Linked DNA regions of Homo sapiens: all the other regions are linked to region 3. A link is a contact called in ENCODE Hi-C or POLR2A ChIA-PET data. All regions are on one chromosome and are shown on one strand. Each heading gives the region's core, a stretch centred on a gene start or an enhancer-like site at or near the end of the contact. The rest is flanking DNA. Distances are from core to core; before and after follow the strand shown. Region 1 holds the start of LEF1-AS1 (LEF1 antisense RNA 1). Region 2 overlaps ENPEP (glutamyl aminopeptidase). Region 3 holds the start of SEC24B (SEC24 homolog B, COPII component).

The links. Hi-C counts contacts between places; a loop is a spot of excess contacts on that map. ChIA-PET counts read pairs that join two places held with the same protein, here RNA polymerase II (POLR2A). Pooled maps may share reads with other maps.
Region 1: a pooled map shows a loop between it and region 3 (4-fold over the local background). The contact joins the promoter of LEF1-AS1 here to the promoter of SEC24B in region 3. A Hi-C loop is called at or near these places in 4 of 50 pooled maps.
Region 2: a map of endothelial cell of umbilical vein shows a loop between it and region 3 (9-fold over the local background). The contact joins the enhancer-like site here to the promoter of SEC24B in region 3. A Hi-C loop is called at or near these places in 2 of 168 maps with a recorded cell type or tissue (endometrial microvascular endothelial cells and endothelial cell of umbilical vein). POLR2A ChIA-PET finds 5 or more read pairs at or near these places in 1 of 52 experiments (GM12878).

The regions. Positions count from the first base shown.
Region 1 is chr4:108,165,317-108,168,905 of GRCh38, reverse strand. LEF1-AS1 (LEF1 antisense RNA 1) reads right to left here and starts at 1,381. Exons shown (of 3, transcript NR_029374.1): 1 at 1,073-1,381. LEF1 (lymphoid enhancer binding factor 1) reads left to right here. Exons shown (of 12, transcript NM_016269.5): 1 at 1-1,351. The coding sequence starts at 1,139. It overlaps LOC124900752, which reads right to left and starts at 967. Exons shown (of 2, transcript XM_047416528.1): 1 at 4-967. The coding sequence starts at 406. RefSeq lists silencers at 1-24, 1,781-2,020 and enhancers at 285-374, 1,402-1,903.
Region 2 is chr4:110,539,100-110,542,501 of GRCh38, reverse strand. The region is part of intron 11 of ENPEP (glutamyl aminopeptidase); the gene reads right to left. Among named protein-coding and RNA genes, the nearest start is that of ENPEP, 65 kb to the right of the region's middle. Within about 2 kb of position 1,286, at least 4 of the 41 ENCODE cell types and tissues checked have a DNase peak (open chromatin) inside an H3K27ac peak, as active enhancers do; they include endothelial cell of umbilical vein, where a contact is called at or near this core.
Region 3 is chr4:109,431,774-109,435,077 of GRCh38, reverse strand. It overlaps SEC24B (SEC24 homolog B, COPII component), which reads right to left and starts at 1,263. Exons shown (of 24, transcript NM_006323.5): 1 at 1,076-1,263. The coding sequence starts at 1,208. It overlaps SEC24B-AS1 (SEC24B antisense RNA 1), which reads left to right and starts at 1,261. Exons shown (of 3, transcript NR_039978.1): 1 at 1,261-1,344. RefSeq lists enhancers at 284-433, 510-1,369 and silencers at 251-545, 924-1,193, 1,244-1,633.

The DNA of each region.
Region 1 (3,589 bases), core at 132-2,631, 1.3 Mb after region 3:
CACCTGCGGGGCAGGGCGCGGAGGAGGGACCCGGGCTGCGCGCTCTCGGGCCGAGGAACCAGGACGCGCCCGGAGCCTCGCACGCGGCCAAGCTCGGGGCGTCCCCTCCCCTCGGCCGGGCGAACTCAAGGGGCGCAGCTCTTTGCTTTGACAGAGCTGGCCGGCGGAGGCGTGCAGAGCGGCGAGCCGGCGAGCCAGGCTGAGAAACTCGAGCCGGGAACAAAGAGGGGTCGGACTGAGTGTGTGTGTCGGCTCGAGCTCCGGGCAGAGGCATTTGGGCCCGAGGCCCCCGCTGTGACTCCCCGAGACTCCGCAGTGCCCTCCACTGCGGAGTCCCCGCGCTTGCCGGCAAAAACTTTATTCTTGGCAAACTTCTCTTTCTCTTCCCCTCCTCCTCGGCCCCCATCTTCTGCTCCTCCTCCTTCTCTAGCAGATTAAATGAGCCTCGAGAAGAAAAACCGAAGCGAAAGGGAAGAAAATAAGAAGATCTAAAACGGACATCTCCAGCGTGGGTGGCTCCTTTTTCTTTTTCTTTTTTTCCCACCCTTCAGGAAGTGGACGTTTCGTTATCTTCTGATCCTTGCACCTTCTTTTGGGGCAAACGGGGCCCTTCTGCCCAGATCCCCTCTCTTTTCTCGGAAAACAAACTACTAAGTCGGCATCCGGGGTAACTACAGTGGAGAGGGTTTCCGCGGAGACGCGCCGCCGGACCCTCCTCTGCACTTTGGGGAGGCGTGCTCCCTCCAGAACCGGCGTTCTCCGCGCGCAAATCCCGGCGACGCGGGGTCGCGGGGTGGCCGCCGGGGCAGCCTCGTCTAGCGCGCGCCGCGCAGACGCCCCCGGAGTCGCCAGCTACCGCAGCCCTCGCCGCCCAGTGCCCTTCGGCCTCGGGGGCGGGCGCCTGCGTCGGTCTCCGCGAAGCGGGAAAGCGCGGCGGCCGCCGGGATTCGGGCGCCGCGGCAGCTGCTCCGGCTGCCGGCCGGCGGCCCCGCGCTCGCCCGCCCCGCTTCCGCCCGCTGTCCTGCTGCACGAACCCTTCCAACTCTCCTTTCCTCCCCCACCCTTGAGTTACCCCTCTGTCTTTCCTGCTGTTGCGCGGGTGCTCCCACAGCGGAGCGGAGATTACAGAGCCGCCGGGATGCCCCAACTCTCCGGAGGAGGTGGCGGCGGCGGGGGGGACCCGGAACTCTGCGCCACGGACGAGATGATCCCCTTCAAGGACGAGGGCGATCCTCAGAAGGAAAAGATCTTCGCCGAGATCAGTCATCCCGAAGAGGAAGGCGATTTAGCTGACATCAAGTCTTCCTTGGTGAACGAGTCTGAAATCATCCCGGCCAGCAACGGACACGAGGTGAGCGGGCCGCTGCCCCAGTTCCGAGAGGCGTGGCGGGTCCCTGGGAAACTCAGAGAGGGAGGAAGGGAACGAAGGCGCCCGGCCGCCCGGCTGAGGGTCCCGAGTAGATCCCTCGTTTGTTTTGGGGTGTGTGCGTAGCTGGGCCCCCGGTCCGCAGTGTGTGTGTGTGTGTGTGTGTGTGTGTGTGTGTGTGTGTGTGTAGGATGGGAGGTAGAGGGGCAGGGTAACTTATTCCAAATGGATCAGTTTAGGGGGTTCGGTGGCTGAACGGTTGGTTCGCGGGCAGGAACCCACAATGTTTCGCCTTCGGTCTTTTTGTTGGGCTGAGGGGTGCCGTGCTTTAAAGCGAGTAGGGCTGAATAACGCTACTGATAAATTCTTCCGTGGGACGGAAAACAAAGTGCACACGCTATCTCTTGGTAGATGTCTCTGCAAAAGTGCGTTAAACCACCAAAGGCTTAGGTGGAGACGAGCAGAGCCACAGGCGGGAGGAAGGGGAGGCGGGCGTGGGCTGGGGCAGGCGGGGCCGTCCCTACCACCGGTGAGCCGGGCCGCGGGGAGCAGGCCGGCCGATGGGGCGCGCACCCGGGCTGCGGGGGCGGTGCGGGGTTCAGTCCCTGCGGCCCCAGCGCCTGGGCTAGCAGCTGGGAGCTGTGGGTGCGCCGAGCCGACCCACCGCAAGGGTACACCCTGGCTGTACCGCCCCCAACTCTAGTTTTCTCCAACCGCCATCACTTGGAAACAAACCCACAACTTTTATTTGGGGTTTGGGACCGGATCAGGCCTTAAATCTACGCAGAAGAAAGGCGGAGAAGCAGCGGAAGCCGGGCACTAGTCCTGCAGGGTGGAAGGCGCTTTATCGGGTCTTCTGGCCCGCTGCGGGCGATAGAGCTGGTAACCTGAGTAGAGTAAATAGAGACACGTGGGTGCTGGCTAGAGAAAGCGCGGAGCAGGGCCGCGCTGGAGGGCTGTTTGAAGCCTAGTCCAGAGCTGGTCTAGGGGGCGGATGGACCCTGATACCCGACACTCCACTGGTCACCCTTGTTCCACAACTGGGAAACCCTCTGGAGGAAATCCGGTAGAAAAGTCCTGACACCCGAATGATTTAACCAACGCCTTTTCCCTCCAAAGAAACTTGGAGGATATACCTTTTTTTCCTTAAATGGCATCTTTCTACCCCCAAAAAGAAAGTGTGTGGTTTTGAGGGCGGGGACATTTTGGGTTTTAAACAGCGCGTTTAAGAACACCTCAGATCTGCCTTCTCTATCCCAATGGCAGAGGTGAGTACGAATTTTGAAAGGCTGGGGGCCTGCGTTCAGAGAACAGAATGGTGTTCTTTACCCGTTGAATCCAGTTTGAGCGGGCTGGGGGCGGGGGTAGGGTGCACCTAACCCCGCGTAAAAGATTTGTGACTACTGTGTGCTGGGAAAAGGAGGTCAAAGGGAGGACACACGTCCAGAGAACCGAATAACATCCAAAACACAGGCTTTTTGCCAAACTCTCCTATTTGTAGAGCAGCCTCTCTTTCTACCCATTTTGCTAGTCCTGCCTTAGTCCATAAATAATTTTGCCACCCACTTCATATTCTCCACAATTTTCTGGTCCGGGTGAAGGACACTGCGTTCGAATCCGAGAGCACTCGGGTGTTAAGTGGGCATGAGGAGGCCTGAGGGTGAAGGAGTAATACCACTGATTTGCACGTGTTTGAGGCTGTCTGGGTGGATGGTGATTACCAAAACTGATATCAACTGGGCTACCTTTTAGATGTCTATAACCTGACTCTCTAATTTTCCTCCCTTTAACCACAGAATCGTTCTACTTTTGTAAGCCTGCACTCAGCCAGCCATAGTAGGTTATAAGCTCGAGTGGAGCTTCTGCTGTAACTGCGCTCAGGGCAGTTGCCTTAAGACCGCATCTGAGTGGTTGGCTTGTTTATGTTTAAATGCCATTTTCAGTTGCAAAATGATATTTCAGCCTTCTTTTAATCAGATCTGATTGAAGTGAACAGTGGTTGAAGAGGCTATCGAAACCATCAACCCCATTAACTCCTACTCCTGTAATATTAGGCATCCAAGGAGCCTTGATATGGTTTAATAAACAGCAGTCAGAACAGCATGTGGATCATTCCCAAATTTAACTATATTTTTATTGGTTTTGTTATTATTTATACGTTTTTGGTCCCGGGTGGATAATAATCACTCAAAAATACATGTTGACAAGAAAAGGATTATGCAG
Region 2 (3,402 bases), core at 37-2,536, 1.1 Mb before region 3:
TTTTTACTGGCAGAAGCTTGTCAAATGGGCGAAATAATTTCGTGCTGGTCAATCCATCAATAAAAGAAAACAGTGCCTCGAGACAGAGAAGTCCATGCCTTCAGGGGTAGTCCATAGATCCCTAATCATAATGGATTGATTACACAAACAATATTCACCAGGGCAGCCTGGGGAGGGGATACAAATGTAAATACTCAAAATAATACTTTGTTTATTAAAATCAACATTGAAGTTGATGGAAATGGCTATCACTAAGCAGGATAATACATTGATAATCAGCAACACTTTTAAAATGTTACTGTATCAAGAAGACCTGCAATAGAATTGAGATCTGAATGAAACGTTCTTGATTTTGTAATCGACTTCACACTTGTTCTTCCAATTTATTTATCTTTGTAAAGCCGTCTACTTCCTATTTCAGTTGGTTACAACAATACTTTTCCATCAATGGATTTATCAAATTAGCATTCTTTCTAAAACAACATCCATATATATGTGAGGCTCTATTGTATAGATTTTAGAAGCCCAAGGCTGAAGGAGCAGAGACTTATGTTTTAGGTAAAAGATATGTACTTAAAATAATAGCTATGCTTTGATATAACCATGTTCGTTAGCGTTACTCCTATATTTTTCAGTTCATACATCATACACTCTTTTGTTTACATGAACAATATACAATTTAAATAATGGTATAGGAACATAGTATAGTTGAGAAGTTTCAAATATTTTAAGGTACCAACAATGTAGGTTGTGATATTGAAAAATAGGAGATGATGCTGGAAATAAAAGCCTGGCCTCCAGTATGAAGAGCCACATGCCATGTTAAGAATCCATCTTATGAGAGGGGAAAAGAGTTTTAAGCAGAAAAATAGCATGCTCAAGTCTATTTTCTGGAAAGATTTCAATAGTGGTATGGGAGATATTTTGGAGGCGATTCTAGCGACAAGAAGACTAATTTAGAGTCCACTGTAGTCATGTAGGGCAATAGAGGATGAGGGCTTACACTAATGTGGAGATGATGAAACTAGAAAGAAGTTGATGCATTCAAGAGACTTATCACAGGTAAAATCAATAAAATCCTTTTTCTGACTTGATGTGGACAGTCAGAGGAGGGGAAAATGGATTGCACAACTGGATGAATAATGGTGCTGCCAGTAGAGAATAGAGGAAGGTGAGTCAGTTTGGGAGGAAATATGATTTAAATTTTGGAAGTGTTTGCAAGGTCTGGAAGATATCCAGGACACAGTAGTTTTTCATAATATATGAGTAACCTCTCCAACAAGACAATAAGTTTCTTTAGGAACTTTCGGAGTAGGTAATTGATAAATTATAAACCCTTACCTCACTCATGTAGAATTTCTCTTTCTTTGTCATCCTCCCATGGACAAGTTGTTGAAAGGAAGCTAATCTTTTGGCATCTGTACATTTTGAATGTTTGTATCAGAAGGAGAGTTTCTTGCTAAGCATAAAGCCATATGTTACAGGAGAAAGAGCATGAACTTTTGAGTCTCACAGACCTAGGATAAAAACCTTGCTCTGTGACTTACTAGCTGTGTGACCTTGGCCAGATCACTTGACCCCTCTGTGTCCCAGTTCACCCCAAGGAAGACAGGGACAAAAATCCCTCACAGGGCTGTTGTGAAGATTAAATAAGATAACATAGGTAAAGTGTTGGTCACATAGTTATGTGCTACGTATCCAACAGATGGTAGCTATCCCCATTATAATGAAAGGGGATATGCTGCCAGTTCTATAAATAGCGAAGCAAATATAAATAACGTTGAGAAGTTCCTGGCAATCCATCTAAATACTGCCATATTTTAGTGTGCTTTATATGTACCTAGTTAAGCCTGTCTAGAGTTACTGTGATTTTTCTCACTTTATAGATGAGGAAGCTGAGATCCAGGAAGTCAGTAGTTAAGGACTTTCCAAGTTCATGCTACTTTTGGAACAGTTGTCAATAGCAAAATACTGTTCAGTTGTTTAGTTACATAATGAGTAGAACTAAAATACTCTAGTAAGATTAAAATACAGGACTAATATACTGTATGTTTCCTTCTGTTACTCCATTTACTATTTTTTTTCTGATTATAACAATAGTATGTATTCTTTATGGAGCACTTGGAAAATGCAAAAAAGTATAAAGAAGAATATAAAAATTACCCACCACAGTTAACATGTTTTTTACCTGTTGTGTGTGTGTGTGTATCTTCTATATGCACACATGCACAAACACACAACAAATATAATGGGACCCTACTGTTTTTATGATTAGCAATCCTTTTTCATTTGAAATTATATTTTAAACACCTTGCAATTTCATTTTATATATTTGGAAATCTAAGTTTAATGGACATATCATGCTGTATCAACTTAAAAATTGTTTTATTCTGTTTCTTATTAGTTCTATCTATGCCAAAAAGTATTGAATGAGTTATTTCTGAGTAGGAGCTCTTTCTAGAAAATTCTTACTTTTTTCTTTTATTATTTGCCTAGATGATAGAGAAAAGCGATAATTACCTTTTCAAAATTTCATCGAGAGCCTCTTTAATTTCAACCCTGATAGATTTCAGTAACAGAGCACAGGTAACAGTTCTTTAATGTTACTATCTATTATAAATAATTATAAAAAATTTTAGACAAGTAGACAGCTTATGATAGCCTGAGATTCCTAGAGAAAAAAACATTTTTCTTAGGTGATGATATGAATGCTGTGTTGCACTAATCCTTTAAGTGAATTATTTTTCAATGTAAAATTACAGAGTTTACCTCTTATTAAATTTTGTGTATCATTTGATAGTAAAAGAGCTGAGGCCGGGCACGGTGACTCACACTTGTAATCCCAGCACTTTGGGAGGCCAAGATAGGAGGACTGCTTGAGACCAGTTTGAGACCAGCCTGGTCAACATAGCAAGACCCCCATCTCAATTTATTTAAGAAAGCAAAAAAAACAACTGAAAGACACGAGTAATGCTTTTTAACTAATGACATGCAAAATATATTTGAAGAGCTAAAAGTTTCAAGTAGAATGCATTATTAGACTTTGGGGTCATAGAAGAAAATTTTAATTTCTGAAACTAAAGCTAACATGATCCATAATAAAATGGATTGGTTATCCATTTATGGTAATGCTTTCAACAAATTACCCATTCAAGAAAGTATTAGTCATTGTTTTAGTAATAATTACAGGGTCCATTCTAAATCTCAGCAAGTGGCCTAGAGAATCTGCCTGTAAAGAAAGGTGTACAAGCATACCTTACTTTATTGCGCTAGAGAGAAGTCACTTTATTGCACTTTGCAGATACTGCATTTTTTACAAATTGAAGGTTTGTAGCAAAGCCAGTCTATCAGCACCATTTTTCGAACAACATGTGCTCACTTCATGTCTCTAGGTTACATTTT
Region 3 (3,304 bases), core at 14-2,513:
CAATCATCTGGAGAGTACTAATGCAGTTTGGTTCTCGTACCAACACAGGACAGAGGTATTTTTCTAAATTCAGTCAATTACTTTCCAAGGTTCTCATCTGACATACTAAGAAGTCTGTAAGGAGAATTCCTCCACCCTTGGCCCCTATCCGCGAACATTCCAAATCTCAGCATTAGGGAATGCATATCCATCATTTTGCAGCCTACTAAAAGCCCACGACCTTAATATGAAAGCGGCTTTCGTGCTGCATTTGGCTGCTGCCTGTATGAAGGCCCTGCCTCAAAGCAGGGCCAACTCTGGCACGTTTTTTCATCTCTGAAAGTGGAGCTAGGAAAAACACCCAGATCTAAAGATGTTCGTTTAAATCCGTTTACATCTGCTCCCTTTCAAACACTACAAGCAAACTCCAAAAGCTTGAGCAGCAGCCGCAGCGGCAATGACAGTTCTTGAGGCCGAACTGGGTCAGGGTTACAGTTACACTTATATAGCATATTTACACCCTTTTGTCTACAAACTTGAGTGCAAACTTAAGTTTCCTCAAGGCAGCGTGTTCGCTGGGCCTCGGGAACCGAAGCAATTTTCCTGAGACAGGAAGGGCACAATCCACCCTGCTGGGTGGCTGCACCAGCCTTCTCCGGACCACGCACTCAGCGGCCTCGGCTTCTGGCCAGCTCTCGCAGCCAAGGGGTCGCTCGGGGCAACTCGCCCGCGTCCAGGCTAGGTAACTGGGTTTTACTACGTGGGCTCCCAGCTTTTCAGTCGCCCCTACTCGCCCGAGGCCGTTTCGGGCCTGGGGTCGCATTACATAAACAGCCACGGCCCCAGCTTTCCCAGGCCGGCCCCCGCCCCCACGCCAGGGGCGTCCCACCCCCGCGCGCCCCGCGCCGTGCCTTCCCTGCCCCCTACCCGCACCCAACCCGGACCCCGCGGCCTCCGCACCGCGCCCGCTCCCGTCCCTCGGGCCGGGCCTGGCCCCGAACGCCCTTCCCGGCCCGGCCCGCCCCGCCCCGATGTGGCCGTGCAGGCCGCCCAGCCGGTGCTAGGCCCCGCGCTCCGCCCGGGCCGCCCGCCTCACCGTTCTGCTGGTGCGGCGCCGGGCCCGCACCCGGGCCCGCGGGCGCTGCGGCTCCTGAGACGGCCGCTCCGCCGAACTTGGGCGGGATCCGGGCGCTGGCGGCCGGGTGAGAGGACCCGGCGGGGGCCGACATGACGGCGCTGGTGGCGACGGCGGCTCCGCTTCAGGGAGGTGGGCGGAGGGAAGGGAAGGCGGGGCCGGAGAGGAGAGAGGAAGAGGAAGGAACGCGCCTGGCGTCACTGAGGGTGTCACCCGGGACCGCGGCTCAGGTACCCAAGCTTCTCCGCGAGTCCAGCGCTGCCACTCGGCGGCCGCCGCGGGCGCGGGGATCCTGGGTCGCTCCGCCTTGACCCACGCGCCCCACGCCCCGGGACTTACACCTGGGGTCGCTCCCCGCACGCGCGGGCCTCGCGCCGGTGCCGCCGCAGCGCCCCCTGCAGGCCGGAGCCGAGCTGGCCCAGGCCTGAGTCTGGCCCGGGGTTCCGTGGCCCCAGTGCCGGCCCCGCGGCTGCTGCTCCGGCCCGGCCAGGTGCCTTCGTGTTGAGGCGAAAGGACTGGGCCTCAGTGGGTGAAGGGACCGGGTGGCCCGCTTCCACCTAGGGCAGAGGCTGGATCGGCCGCGGCGAGGCTGGGCCCAGCATTACTGGGAGGGGAACTTGAGAGCCGCGGGTTGATGTTCGGAGCTCAGGCGACGACTGACCACCCACCCTTCCTCGAAGAGGAACAATGGCTTGGGTTTGGTTTTTAATTTTTGATTCCCCCACCTCCCCTTTCTTGATTCCAAAGGAAATATAGCATTCAAGCGCCATGTCTGTTGGGAATATATAATTCCTTGGCAAAGAAAGAGGAAACATTTCTCTGATAAACACAAGAATCTCAGTAAGAATTGCATTATTGAGAACTTTTCCCACTGATAAAGTAGGGAAGAGGAAGGGGAAAATAGGGTAAGGGAATGCTGGAAGACAAACTTTAAACTTTATCTCCTTTTTTTTTTTTTTTTTTGTCGATTGTTGGTGCATCCTGTTGGTGTTCCGAGAAGTTGTGGCTCAGCTTGCTTTGTCTACATTAGTGGAATCTTTAAGTCTTTCTGGTCTGTCTCAGCATACTCACTGGCAGGCCCTAGACTACATTACCCAAGTCATTTTGCCGTCTTGGAATCCTGAGTATGTCATCACTCTGTATTGGAGATGAGATTGCTCAGAAACACTGAATTCAGAATGGGATCTAGCAAGATGGTATTTCTGGAGCAATAAGTCATTTACTGAATGATTATGCAAAGCATAAATTGCATTGTAGTCCTAGAATAATACAAAGCTTCCCTTTAGTTGTTGCCGTAAATTAATAACTGGCATTTTAATGCACTAAATGAATTTTAGTAGTTAGATTTATATCTTTGACTTCTAGGAATTTCAACTACATTAGAGTTCATATACACAAAAGGGGCAAGCCCTTTTCCACAGCATTTCCAGCTTCTCCACAGAAACCTAGCCCCACATGAGCAAAAGATCACACTCTGTGCTTCATCAAAGAGATTACACAATTACAGATTCCAGCATCTCCCAGGAGTCCTTTGAATTTGGATTAAGGTCTATAATTACGTGGGTAAGGGAATAACTAGGTAATTGGCTTTCTGCACCTGGAATGTATTCTCCTGGGTATAAGAGGCTCCTTTTAATCAGAAGTATATGGGATGAAAGTGAACCCTGTCTCTTAAGGGGAGACTCCTTAAGAGGAGGATTGGGGCCCTGTGTTTTAATAGATCTTCTCCACAATCTTTAATACCTAAGCTCCTTCCCCTTGTCCACTAATTTGCTGTAGAATTTTTCTAGCATGTTTATGATGGTGTTCAGGGCACACTACCCCAAAATATAACACCTTGGCATATTGAATGTTTTAAGCTGATGGAATTTGAGAAATGGCAGGTGTGAGGACTCTGACCTTCCCATGAAGCAGGTCATAAGACCCTCATGTGAGAGATGCCCTCTCTATACCTGGAGAAAAGAAGCAGTCTTATTTGTGAAGACAGAGAGACGCCAAGAGGAATCTAAATGAATAGGCCTTGGTAGGTTTCCCCCAGTTTACTGCCCTTAGCCCATCTTTTTGTCTTATCACAGTTTTCCATAACAGTCTACTCTTCATCAAGCTTGGTATAAAACGCTCAGGTTTCTTCAGGTCTTCGTTTCCTTATGAAGGCTCTGGTGCCATGTAAAACTTACATTAAATATCATA